Linked DNA regions of Homo sapiens: region 2 is linked to region 1. A link is an interaction called in ENCODE POLR2A ChIA-PET data of the cell type or tissue named here. Cell type or tissue: PC-9. All regions are shown on one strand. Each heading gives the region's core, and the rest is flanking DNA. Links, peaks and the distances in the headings are about the cores only.

Region 1 (7,037 bases), core at 1,272-5,271:
AATTTCATTTTCTTCTTCTTCATCAATTTTTTTCTTTTTATTGATAAGTTAGGCTACCTGGGTTCAAATTCTGTCTTCACCATTTACTATTTAGGAGAACTTAGGCAAATTATTTAACCTTGCTAAGCATCAGTTTCTAAACCTGTAGGTGGGATAATAACCTATAACCTACCTTATAGGGTTGTTGTAGAAATTAAATGAAATAATAAGTAAAAGCACTCAACAGAGTGCCTAGTACAAGAGCTGCTCTCACTGAATGACAGCTGCTGCTTTTGCTGTTATTATATTTAAGCTATTTAATAGACCAGTTTTTGCAGCTCTTTAATTAGGACTTTTCTGTTCAAGTAGGGCCTCTGACCTTTTGGGATAAGAAAAGCCACCTAGTGGCTGTCATTACTATTTTTAACCTCTTGTAATCAGTGGCAGTCTCTGGGCCCCAGGGGTTTAAAAGCACTTTGCTAACAGTTCTGAATTTGGAGTAATCTGTGGATTCGATCCCAAGCATTTTCTTTCTGTCTATGAAAACAGTCCCTTGAAAATTAGCTTAATTGATTTGGTAATTAAAGGAGTTCAGACGTTTATAGTGATATTTTATACTAAAAGTCCCAGTCAGTGACTACTTTGGAGGTTTAATTGTTTTGTTTACCTTAATTCCCATCCTGCTATCAGCTGTTTAAAACTAAGAATTTGGGGTTGAATAGAAACAGCCTGTTTTGTAAGGGCTTAGAAAGACTATCTCTTCATAGTGGAATGATGTTAGGGTCATGTTTTAAAATGGAAGGGAGGGTGGAGAAGACTCATTTCATTGTTCATCTTGAGTGATGAAAAACGGGCCATGGTGTGTTGCTCACTTTGTACCTCTTGTACACTTCCAAGGTCAAAATGGTCACTGGATGCCTCCTTCCAATTTGGCATGTCTACCTATCTAAACATAAGCATTAATCCTAAAAGAAGAAATTAAATGACTGAGATTCCAGGATGTTCACAATTGCTAATTACTGCTAATTATTTAAAGATTATTCATATGGGAAAAATTTAACTGCAAATAGAACACCAATGATATATTTTGTCAAAAATTATAAGAAAGTTAAGTAATTTATTTTGTGGAAATCAGGTGCAATTATTTTATTAAATTATATTATTTGTATGATCATTTGTACATATAACTTTAAACTATTATATATAATTTAATAAGTATAATACATAATAAAATACATACAGTAAAACATAAAATATATCTAATAATATATGTAAGAAAACTTTGTATAGAGCTTTCTTAAATCACTTTAATAGCAATGACTCATTTGATCTTCACAACAGTTTTGTGGAAGATTGATAGCTGTTATTCCCATTTTATTAATGAGGAAACTAAGTTTTAGGAAGTTAAGCAATTTGCCCAAAGAAAATAGTTAATATGTGTTTTTTTGTTGTTGTTGTTACTCACTTGTCCAAATTAGGACTACTATGTGCTATAATTTGAATATTTGACCACTTTAAACCTCATGTTGAAATTTGATCCCAATGTTGGAGGAGCGGGGCTAATGGGAGGTATTTGGGTCACGGGGGTGGCAAGGGATGATCGTATTTTGCAATATGAGAAGAACATGAATTATGGGATGTCAGGGGTGGAATGCTATGGTTGGATATTTGACCCCTCCAAACTGGAAAGATCCCCAGTGTTGGAGAAAGGGCCTAATGAGAAGTGCTTGGGTCATGTGAGAAGATCCCTCATGAATGGCTTGGTGCCGTTTTCGTGTTAATGAGTGAGTTTTGCTCTGTTAGTTCCTGCAAGAGTTGGTTGTTAAAAGAGCCTAGCACCTCCCTGTTCTCTCACTTTCTCTCTTGCCGTGTGATCTTTGCATATGCTGACTTGCTTTCCCTTTCCACCATGAGTGGAAGCAGTCTGAGGCCCTGACCAGAAACAAATGCTGGCACCATGCTTCTTGTACAGCCTGCAGAACTGTGAGCTAAATAAACCTCTTCTCTTTATAAATTACACAATAACAATGACTTAGGCATTATGAGAAAAGAGAGAAGTCACTACCTAAGAAAACTATTGGTATTGACTCTGAATGCATCAATGACAAAAAGAATAAAGGAATTTACTTTTCACTTTTCCAGGCAATAGAATGTGAGGTGAAGGGTACATTGGAGTTAGCCTGGCTGTCTTCAGATCCCACCTTCATTACTTACTACATGTGATCTTGTCAAGTTATGTACACTTTGCAGCCACTTTCCCATTCTAATTTGTAAAATGGGAACAGTAATAATACCTCTTCTCTGGAGGACTGATGGAAGAATTTAGGTAAAGCACATGGCACAGGGCCAGGTAGAAGATCAATAAAACTAATATGTTGCTACTATTATTATTGTAATTACTATTATTTCAAGTGAAATTTGAGTCCATACCTGAGGCTTGGGTAGAGCGATTGTTATCATAGAAATACAAGCCAACCATCCTTTCAAGATGCAATAGTGCAGGACCCACATGTCCGTGTTTATATCCAGCTGGTGCAGAAGACCCAGACACCCTGGGTTCTTGATAGCCAGAGGTGGGAGGCTACTGTTGTGCAGAGTAACATCTTCCCAGACATGGCTCTGCAGGTGTAACATAAAAGGGTCAGCTGAGTGGTCATCCTGTGCCAAAAGTCTTCAACTCCCAGACCAAGTCTGTCTGACACTAGGGAAGCCACTGCCCTACGTGGTTCTTGCTAAGACAATCTGAATACCCGAGCAACTAGCCAGAAAACCTAAACTTATCCATTGTCTATAGGGAAGTACTCTTTTTCCTTCTCGTGTCCATAGACATCCCTTCTTTTTGGCTTCTATTTTATTCTGAGGAAATCAAAAGTATATCAGTCAAAGAACAGGGAATCATGTATAGAAAGGCAATGGAAACAAGCACCTTAGCAAAGACTGTTTTTAATGCCCCTGTCTATAAGCGCTGAGCCTGATAAGTTAGGTAACATGTCTGGGAAGATGTTACCTCACTCACCATTGGGATTGTCTTCCTAGCCCTGTTCCTGGTATGTCCACTGTGACGAATAGCAATCCTTGGTTCGTGCTTTTCCTTACCTGTAACTCTCCTTTGTGCAATGGAACTAGTTAAATGCCCCAGGCCAACTCAGGTCTTAGGCTTTCACAGTCAGTGACATGAAGGCCAAAGATAAATTAAAATTCTCTTCTCTGGAGGGCAGCCCTTCCTCCACAGGCCTGGGAACTGGGAGGGAACTCTGGGAACTGTGACCTGAGGCTGGGAGCACTGTGCTTTATCTCTTTATCAGAATGCCCTGCCTGTACTTGCCAGTTCCTCTTCTTTGTTTGGTTTCATTTTTGCTCTTTAGTTTTAACATGGCAGGGCAAATGATTTCAGAAGGCAGAGTTTGCTGTGTTCTTTGCTGCGAAATGGGAGCCTGCTGGGAGTTTGGGTGTTCATTTTTTCCACTTTGCTTCAGACTCTGAGTGCATTAGCAGAATAAATGCCTCTTAAAAATATTGAGGCTCATTAGGATGACACATTGGAGAGATGAATGTGTGTGCTCAACGTTGTGTTCCAGGTAAAATGAAACACAAGTCCTGTTGTTTGTCAATGATGATGCTTGTTATTGTTCTGAAAGGACAGTTACAGGGTACCTGGCAGTACATTTAAGCTCAAACAATCCAAATTTTCCCAAAGGCACAGAGCCAAAATATGTAGAGAAGACAATTGATAATTACTTTTGCTTGTATACCATTTTGTGAGGAAATGAGCATATTTAAAGGAAATCTATAATCTCATTAGAAATCATATCTATATCATAAAAATGAAACAATTGGTATTAAAGCAATTTTTCCCCTAACAGTTTGTAGAACAAGTTCAGAAAGAGAAATATCAAATGCCTTAGACATTGAGGTGATGACTCGCCTGTTGATGTTATAAAGTTATCTATCAGTTTGTAGGTGAAATTTAAATTAAAAACCATCTTGCTCCAAAGCTTGGAATCATGAATGGGCAGGAATTGTGAAAATTGGCCTTATATGTCTACAGAACAAGGATGCTAACATAAAGCACTGTATTTCTGAATTATAACACACTCATTTTCTAGTAAGCTGCTCAATCAATAGCACCATCCTGAGATATCCCTGAGATCTTATATTTGGAGAGTAAAAAGAAAACAGCAGCAGTGGTTTGTCATCCATGGGGAACTACTGGACTTCTTCATGTGAAACAGAAATTCCACCCCAGTTTGTGACTCCCCACTGAGTCTTACTGAGAAGGATGGCATACAAACTCCTGAAAATGAAAAGAGCAGCAGGAATGCAAGCTCCCCCATAGGAACTGAGCAAAAAACCCTGTTGTCTTAAGATCCTCTTTCCCAGCTTTTAGAACACATCTGAGACGTCCCGGGGTAGACTGCATGACATCTAACATGTTCCTTTCTCCCTCTGAGAAGAAATGCAAAATGAAAGAAGAGATAAATATCAAGGAAATTTTACCTGGCGGACAAGACGGGCCGCTTTGTCCATTGCCTCAAGCCACCTGAAAGACAGTAAAGTGAGAGGAGATGTCCTTGGGGAACTGGATAAATATCACTTGGAGGAGCTTGTTGTTTCTACTGAACCCATTGTTGAGGCAGAACAGTCTTGAGGCTCAGATATATTTCATTGCTCTAAGTTTATAGTTGAAGGGTGACACATTTGCAAAATTGGTGTTACTAGGTGGCAAAATCGCACTTCCATTTGGCATATTTGAAATATTCTTATCCTTCTCCTTTACTATAGTTTACTTAATGCCTGAGAATAAATGTAGTCAGTCTTTACAAAGATATATGAATTTATTAACACCAACAAAGTTAATAACAATTGGTATATTAACTGTAAGGTACTGACTATTAAAATATGGAAAGACTGGTAAATAATCATTGTCCTGAGTCTTTCCCTAAGTGTTCCTTGGACATAGAGGCCTCCTTTAGCACACCATTAACGCCCCTCCCTGAGGACTGAATTTTCTTAGTTTTGCCTCCTTAGCTAGGCACCAGCCTATTCAGCCCACCCTATCTTGCTAATCTTTTTAAATTTTCTTTTAATCCCCTAACTTCCAATCAAATTATACTGCCTGCTACTCTCCCCAAAGCTTGATTTATTCCATTTGCCATCCTATGTTCTACTTCTCTGTTATATGCTTATCCAATCCTATACCATACCCTTTATAAACAACTCTTTCATACCCCCATCTAGAAAACCTCTCTTCCTACTCTCAATTCTTATGCCACTTTGTCTTTTCCTATTGCACTTCTCAATTTTTATTTTGGATTCAATATATTGAAATAAATGCCCTATCTTCTTAGTTAAGAGGGTTTTTTTGAGGGCAAGGATTGGCTCTTCACTATACTAATAATCTTTAGAGATCTTAAGACAGTGTCTTTGGACATACTAGATGGCCAATAAATATTTTGTGCATTAATTGAAGTACAATCAAATTGTTATCATGTTTTCTTGTTTGTCTTTTAGAGTGCCATGCTTTTGAATATTACAATGTTCCACAAATAGAGATGGTGTATTGTTTGCCTAATATGTTTCAGCCTAGGACTACCTTGAAGATTGGAGCTGGGCCCAAACGTTCTTCAGGAAATGTGTCATTGATACTAAACACTGTTGACCTGTGGCCTTTTTGTCATTTACTTTTTGTCCGCCACTATATCTCACCCCTCACTCTAGCATTACTTTCAATAGTTTTCAGTCGACTCATTGGATTGACCTATGATCTCCATTCCCTCAGGGACTGAGTAATGATTATGGTGGCTAAATGATCAGAGCTCATAGGCTACCCTCTTAGATTGTAAGCACAATCCTCCTCCATTTTGGTTGTATGTGAAGATATCAACTAGTTTCATTCCTCTGCAAAGCTACATTATTATGAGTATTTTGCTTTTCTCACTATATTTTATTAAGTTGTGATCCTGATAAATTATTTTTATACCTACAACTATTTATTCATCCAATTAGCTTAAAATACATACACTTGGCAAGTTTTGGAAATGCTAGATGAGATCTGCAGTAATAATTACATTTTTCAAGAAAAAATGGAGACCTAAGGTGAGTTAGCGTATGATCCTTACGTTCTTTGGAAATAGTTAGAACAAATCTGGAGGGAAAATGAAGAATCAAACTTTTCCTACCTAAGGGGGGTGGGTGGGAAAAAAGATATTTATTGACTCATACTGTGAATCTGTTGTTTCCTGCTTCCGATCTTAAGAATCTGTAAGTTTGCTGTGGAAGAAGCATTTCCCTCATTCAAAGTGAAACTATGTAAGATAAAAGATTAGTGAATTACCTTTTCATTTCTTGGTTTGAGGTTGCATAGAGGCAAAAAGTCCTATTTCCAGACTGAGGCACACAGTTAAACACAAATGGTTTTCCCAAGCTGCTATCAATGCTAACTTCTGCACCTTCTAATTTTATTACTTCTAGAGGTGGCCATTTTCCTTCATCCTGTAATTGATAAGAAAGATGTTCAATATGGGCACTGTCAGCAGATAAGGGAGAAAAAGAGAGAGGAAAGGAGGACTAAAATGATGGTTTTGATTGATTGTTTTTTGGATCTGAAATGAAAATAAAACCAATAAGATTTTTTTATGGATTATGTTCCATGAAACTCCAAATTTTCTAGCTATGATATTTTCCCACATCCGTTTTAAGTAGTCTATTTATGTGAAATTTTTTTTGTTTTGTTTTGTTTTGTTTTGTTTTGTTTTGTTTTGAGACCGAGTCTCGCTATGTCACCCAGGCTGAAGTGCATTGGCGCGATCTTGGCTCACTGCAAACTCCACCTCCTGGGTTCATAATTCTTCTGTCTCAGCCTCCTGAGTAGCTGGGACTACAGGTGCATGCCACCATGCCTGGCTAATTTTTGTATTTTTAGTAGAGACGGCATATCACCATATTGGCCAGGCTGGTCTCGAACTCCTGACCTCATGATCCGCCTGCCTCGGCCTTTATGCCAACTTTGGAGAGTATTATTCATTATTAATGTCCATTTTTTTCCCATCAGAAAAAAA
Region 2 (7,037 bases), core at 1,874-5,873, 55 kb before region 1:
CCTGTATGAGGTGTCTGTCAACCCCTGCTGGGAGATGTCTCCCAGTCAGGAGGCACGGGAGTCAGGGACCCACTTGAGGAGGCAGTCTGTCCCTTAGCAGAGCTTGAGCACTGTTCTGGGAAATCTACTGCTGTCTTCAGAGCTGGCAGTCAGGAACATTTAAGTCTGCTGAAGCTGCACCCACAGCCACCCCTTCCCCCAGGTGCTCTGTCCCAGGGAGATGGGAGTTTTATGTATAATCCCCAGACTGGGGCTGCTGCCTTTCTTTCAGAGATGCCCTGCCCAGAGAGGAGTAATCTAGAGAGAGGCAGTCTGGCTACAGCTGCTTTGCTGCACTCAACACTGCCCCCATGTTAAGCCATAACCTCAAAAGGCTAGGCTGTCAAGGAAAAGGGGAATCAGAAAGAAACTGCTGGAAAGTTTGCTTTGGAACTATACAGTGGAGAAGAAATAAAGGAAAGGAAAAATTACTCTTTGAAAGTTTTGGACACAGGCTAAATTTTGTGCAGATTTGCAGACTGAGTTCATATATTTTGGGTGGTCCAGGGAAATCTCAAGCCATGAATTTGTTTCAGGGTGGTTCTAACCTGGCATTGCCTTTGGTTTCCAGACAGAAGTAAATTCACATTCTCTTAGGAGGAAGGTAACTATATTCTAGACCTCAGGGAATCCCCATAAATATTTTTCTGGACAAATGAAAATTATATTGTCAAAAATAAAGGCAAGTACATACGGCAATAGAAAATCATAAGTAGAAAACATTAGGACTAACAGAAACAATTGGTCTACAAAGATTTAACATATCGAAATAATTGGGTATAAATTGTAAACATCTATGCTTACTCTATTTGAAGAAATAAGCAGCAAACACAAAACTATAAAACTTGACCTACTAGACATGAAAAAGAGCCTAGTAATATTTCTAGACATAAAAAAAAGGTAACCCAAATTAAACCCAATGTCTGGATCTACAACTAGAGGGAAAGTGAATGGAAATATAGATGAAAAGAAAAGAAAATACATAAAATAAGTAATGGGGAGACAAAAAGGAGAAAGGTACAAAAGGAGAGGTTAAAATTCATGGAAGAAGGTATAAGGAGAGGGAAAATGAGGACAAAGGCAATTTTTGAGGAAATGATTGAGAGTTTTACACAACCGAAATAAACTAACCCAATTATTCAAAAATCAATCAGATTCAAAAACCAAGTAGATTAAATATGAATGTCATACCTGGTTATTTTACAATAAAACCTCACAACACCAAAGAGAATCATTTCAAAGTGGCTAGAGAATTATGTCAGTACTTTCAAAGGAGCAATATTTAGCCCTATTGCTGACTTCCACAATCAGCAATGAAAACCAGAAGTCATTGGAATGATATTACCAAATATTTGGGGGAAAAAAAACCCTGCCAAGTTAAAGTTCTATACCCAGAGAAAAATCTGTAAAAAATAAAGATGAAATAAGATCATTTTTAGACAAATAAAAATAGGGCACATTACCCCTAGCATACCATCACTAAAGGAAATTCACACTAGGAAAGGGTGAGCCCAAGTGAAAAACCTAAAATGAAAGAAGAAATGAAGAATAAAGAAAGTAATAAATACAGGGTAAATATAAATGAACACTTACTGTAGATAATAATGTAGAGTTAAAGCATAGTATAAAAATACATGATTAATAATGACATGTTAAATGAGAAAACTCAGTGAAAGCATTCTATGGTCCTTCATTATCTGGCACGAGTGTAAATGTATTGATAAACTTTAAAATATACATATTTATCGTTAAATAGTTATAACTTTTGGTTTCGGGGTACATGCGCAGGTTTGTTCTATAGATAAATTACATGTTGTGGGTGTTTGGCATACATATTGTTTTGTCACACTGGTAATAAGCATAGCACCCAATAGGTAGTTTTTTGATCCTTTCCCTCCTCCCAGCCTCCATCCTCAAGTAGGCCCCAGTGTCTGTTTTTCCCTTCTTTGTGTTTTCGTGTACTCAATATTTAGCTCCCACTTACAAGTAAGAACTTGTGGTGTTTGGTTTTCTGTTTCTGTGTTAGTTTGCTTAGGATAAAGGCCTCCAGCTCCATCCATGTTGCTGCAAAGAACATTATCTCATTCTTTTTTATGGTTGCATAGTATTCTATGGTGTATATGTATCACATTTTTCTTTACTCAGTCTACTGTTAATGGACATTTAGGTTGATTCCATGTCTTTGCTATTGTGAATAATGCTGTGATGAACATAAGCCTGTATGTGTTTTTATGGTAGAATGATCTATATTACTTTGTGTATATACTCAGTAATAGGATTTCTGAGTCAAATGGTAGTTCTGTTTTAAGTTCTTTGAGAAATCTCCGAACTACTTTCCACAGTGGCTGAACTAATTTACACTCCCAACAGCAGTGTATAAGCATTCTCTTTTCTCCATAGCCTCACCAGCATGTTATTTTTTGACTTTTAAGTAATAGTTGTTTTGACTGGTGTGAGATGGTATCTCATTATGGTTTTGATTTTCATTTCTCTGATGATAGTGATGTTGAGAATTTTTTCACATTCGCTGCATATATGTCTTCTTTTGAAAAGTGTTTGTTCATGTCCTTTGCCCCCTTTTTATTGGGGTTGTTTTATGCCTGTTAATCATAAATATATATGTACATACATTTTAATATGTATATTACATTTCATAATAAAGTTAATAAAATGTTTAATCCAGTGATTTGGTTCACTATAAATTGATGGTCTTCAACTTGAGTTAGCAGTACTCTCGATGCTACCTAGCAGTTCTGCCTGTTCTCAGTCGTCATATCCCTCACATTCCCCTTAGGAACTAACTCAAATATTCCCCACATTTCTCCAATCTCCTACTCTTCCCCTGCTCCCAGCATCTCCTCATCTTCAGCACCTTACCTTACCTCTCTGTTTCCTTTCTTCTCAATCTGCTAAAACAGTGGTTTTCAAACATTTTGATCTCAGGACCCCTTTAAACTCAAGAAAATTGACCTAAAAGAACCCTTGTTTAGGTGGATACTCACAAGGCATTACCTATTCTGAAATGCTGAACATTTTCAAAATGGATAGTCTGTCCTATTTATTTTCACTGAAGAGAAAACATCACAAGAGCAGAATTTATGTGTTACTAACCTTGAACTCCCTGGAACCTGACTCAGAACTTGATACTTTTTTTTTTTTGGTTATTATTAATTCTATAGGGTCATTTTTCTGTCCTCTCTAATTATTTTGGTAAATGTGAGAGTTAGCTGGTATTTCAGCTGAGTTTCTTCTAAGATTCTCCTTTAGGTGATTTGAGTATATTTAAAACAAAATGAAAGAATAGTTTATGAAACAAGTACAAAACCAATTCACTCCATCCTTAGGAATACTCAAAAAAGAAAAAAGATCCAATTTCACACTCCAGCTGAAGTCTGTCCTATATCTGAGAAAATTGCCCCAGGTGTCCACAATGGAACTTCTGCTTGAGATTCTAATATGATAAAGATGATTTCTCAGGAGATGTTATTTCTCTGAGAAGTGACTGAGAAAAAAGCTTTGTCAACAGCAAATTAAAATAAAGCTGTGGTACAATATTATTATTCTGGCCAAATGTAGTGATTTTATTCCATCTCTAGGAAAAGGAAGAGATCTGTAAGTATGCCCAGGAGGAAAGCAGGGCTGATCAGGGATGCACATGACCTGAAAGTGAGTGTGTGATGGCTTTGCTGCAAGACTGTCTGCCCCTTGCCTCTATTGAATGGAGATTTGTATTTTAGAATTTTAATCTCTCAAAGCCCTTAAAAAGACTACGTAAGACAATGACTTGCAGCAAATTTCATTATATGTGTGAATAGTGCTGTAGCCAGATTCTGGTGTCATTTCACACATTATATTTGTACTATTGCTAGGTAGGCTGCTGCCGGCCCTAAGGCAATGTGTGTGTGTTTCTGTGTGTGTGTGGGCAGGGGGCTGGGTTTGGGGAAGTCTTTAACAGGGAGGATGGGTGAAAGGCAGTGGGGAGGAAGAGGCAGGTAGGGGCAAAGCTGGGAAGAGGTATATGTGACTTGTCCTTGCAGATTTAATATCTAGGCCATCCTGGGAGACAATTGCCCACATTGAATTTAGATGTTACAAATGGGATGGCATAAAATGGGTTGGTATGTAGCTGGTGATGTCTTAGTAAATAAAAAATTGGTGCTTAATGCCACCCAAGAACTTACTTGCTTTAAAAAGTAAAGTTAAAGGGACGATTTCATTCTTCATAAGTACCCCTAGTAGAAACAAACAAAAAATAGAACATGTTTCACACCTGAGTCTACCATTAAATCTGAAATATGGTTTGAGAGGCAGAGAGAACCAGCTTCCCTGCAAAGCCTTAAGCGAGCCCTTTGTGCTCTCTAGCTTTCATTGAGTACACGGGTTGCCCTAGTGATGAATGTCCTGCTTTGTGTGGTCTCAGCATTTTTTTCTAGAGAGGCTGTTTTTAATGAGAAGGTGAATAGAGGGGGCTTCTTTTGAAACTAGGATAAGAGGAGGGCCACTTCTGAAAATGCAAGCATAATGGTGCCATTCCTTCTCACAGAGATCTGACAATCGCCCCCTCTCTTTCTGTCTGTCTTTCTCTCTCTCTCTCTTTCTCTCTCTCTTTTCTCTTTTTATTACTAAGTAGCTTTCAGTAGCCTGCTTCGGCTAAGTACTGTTTTGGATTGGCCTATGGTCTCAATACCCTGGGATCTTCTTTTAGAAGTAAAGAGTAACCAATTAGATCTCATTTTGTCACTCTGGCCTCATCTTCTTTCCTCTAAAAAGGGACTATTCTTGATGTTTTAGGGTAGGACACACCCCTGCTCCTTTCTCCTACCTATTTTAAAATGCTGTACTTTTTCAGATTTACCCACGCACTAAGAATTATGCTTCAGCCTGTTTGAAGCTTTCTTCTCCTTCAGGATCCATTGTGCAAGGCAGGAGTGGGAGAAAACCATGTAATTGCTATATTTTAGGACTCGCTTGAGGCTAGCTTTGATTGAACACACACAGTAAACTCTTGATTATCCATGCTAATGGAAGGAATAGTAATTCAGACCAGACACATTGTTTCTATCTGACTTTGAAATGTGTTGAGTGATTTTTTTTTGAAAGCAGTAGCAGGTGGTTTACTTAGACTGTATTAATAGTGAAATTTCTTTTGTGATGCCACTGTTTTGGTAGACAAAATTGTGAGAGACACCACTCTCCTCCTTCCTCTTTCTACTCCACAATCTTACCTGGCACAGACTCCCAGTGCCTTCACCTTACATATTCCTTTTTATGTCCCCCTTCTCTTATCAAAATGAACTCTTAGGAAACTGGTAAATTGGTAAGGCCAAGTAATTAATTAAAGGAGCGTAGTGTCATTTAAATAGGAGTGAAATCCCAAAACTAAGAAAACAAAAATGACTAATATTTGTATCATATTCAATATTTGCATTAAAAGGGTATCCAGTTTCATGATGGTAAGGTATTTGCTGTTTTGATGTTACATATTTTTATTTGTTTTGCTTATTGCTGCATCCCCAGTGCCTAGAATAGTGCCAGGCATGTAATATGCACATAATAATTTTTTGTGGTATAAATGAATGAAAAATAATTTTCTTATTTATTGAGACAGGGTCTCCCTGTGTCACCCAAGGTGGAGTGCAGTGTGTGATCATGGCTTACTGCATCTTTAACCTCCTGGGCTGAAGCAATCCTCCCATTTAGGCCTCCTGAGTAGCTGGGACCACAGGCATACCCGATGGCACCTGGCTAATTTTTAAAAAATTTCTGTAGAGATGGGGGTCTCTGTATGTTGCCTAGGCTGGTCTTGAACTCAAATAATCTGCCTTCCCTGGCCTCTCAAAGTTCTGGGATTACAGGCATGAGCCACCGTACCCAGCCATAATTCTCAAAATGCTTCTTCATGTACTTATTTTTTTTTCCTATTCCTGCAACTCTCCTAGAATATAGACGTCACAGCTATTATTAAAATAATTATTGATTTATCTTCCCTTTTGTTTATCGGTAACTAATTTACATGTAAACATATGTAATGTTCCTTATAAATTCTAATTCCCTATAAATAGAATATATAATAATGGAAGTTTTTTTTAATGGACAGTCTTTTTGAGCTTATGCTATTTTGCATTTTGCATTTTGCACTTTGCTGATTTGTCAGACAAAGTACATCATCACTTTGGAGACATCATCTTTGTGGAGACAGCTTTTCTTTGGCGATAAGTGACAAAGTGGTATGCTGCTCGCGGGCCATTTCTATCACCGGAACTAATCTGTCACGGTGTGGTTGTGTGTGATAAACCACTTACTGCACAGAGTAATAGGAATCCCACCCAAGCTATGCTCACTCCAGTCTATTTTTTCTTAATAAATAGAGTTAAGCAAAAGATCTTCCAGATTGTGCCATTTTAGTTGAGAGAAAATAAAACAGAAAAGTCAAAATGGAATGGCACTCCTTTTCCTTTGTGATCCTCTGTAAGGAATGTAAGATGGCAATGGAATATTAAGGTACATGGCTTCTGATTTATCCTGAGGTGGTGGGAATTGGCTTGGATTCAGGAACTCCCCGCATACGCATGTTGTGCTAGTGGAGTGAGTTAATTGCTTGGCTTTGGAGCCAGATTTGGGTTGAGTACCAACTCTTTTACCAACTTTACCAATGGAGCAATTTACTTAGGGCCTCTCAGCTTCTGTTTCTTCATCTTTAAGATGGTGATAACAATAGCATCTATTTCATTGGGAGAGTTAAATTTTAGTTAAATTTTTAGAAGTCTGCAAATAATTTCATACCTGGTGCACACACACAGTTGTTATGGCTTTGATGAACACTCCTTGAGTATCTACTGTGAGCCCAGAATCATGCCAGGTAATTTTCATATGCTCTGCAACTTCATACCTACATCAACCTACTTTTTCCCAGTGAGAAAACTGAGGCTTATAGAAGTTAAATAATACACTCAACGTGACACAGCCATTGGGGTGCTGGGAATTTGGATCTCTCTCTC

Evidence for each region. ChIA-PET counts read pairs that join two places held together with the same protein. Peaks named below come from ENCODE experiments on the same cell type or tissue, not always from the same donor. Only the 100,000 strongest peaks of a DNase experiment are listed, where the experiment ranks them.
Region 2: POLR2A ChIA-PET joins it to region 1 with 5 read pairs; 2 of 35 experiments call an interaction of 5 or more read pairs at or near these places.

The regions. Positions count from the first base shown.
Region 1 is chr5:103,441,343-103,448,379 of GRCh38, forward strand. It overlaps the pseudogene PDZPH1P. Among named protein-coding and RNA genes, the nearest start is that of LINC02115, 97 kb to the right of the region's middle. RefSeq lists a silencer at 1,638-1,856. In PC-9, for the core only: no CTCF peak of the experiment used is centred there; a DNase peak (open chromatin) is centred at 3,159; H3K4me3 peaks cover 1,302 bases; H3K27ac peaks cover 1,570 bases.
Region 2 is chr5:103,385,584-103,392,620 of GRCh38, forward strand. No RefSeq gene overlaps it. Among named protein-coding and RNA genes, the nearest start is that of MACIR, 130 kb to the left of the region's middle. In PC-9, for the core only: no CTCF peak of the experiment used is centred there; no DNase peak of the experiment used is centred there.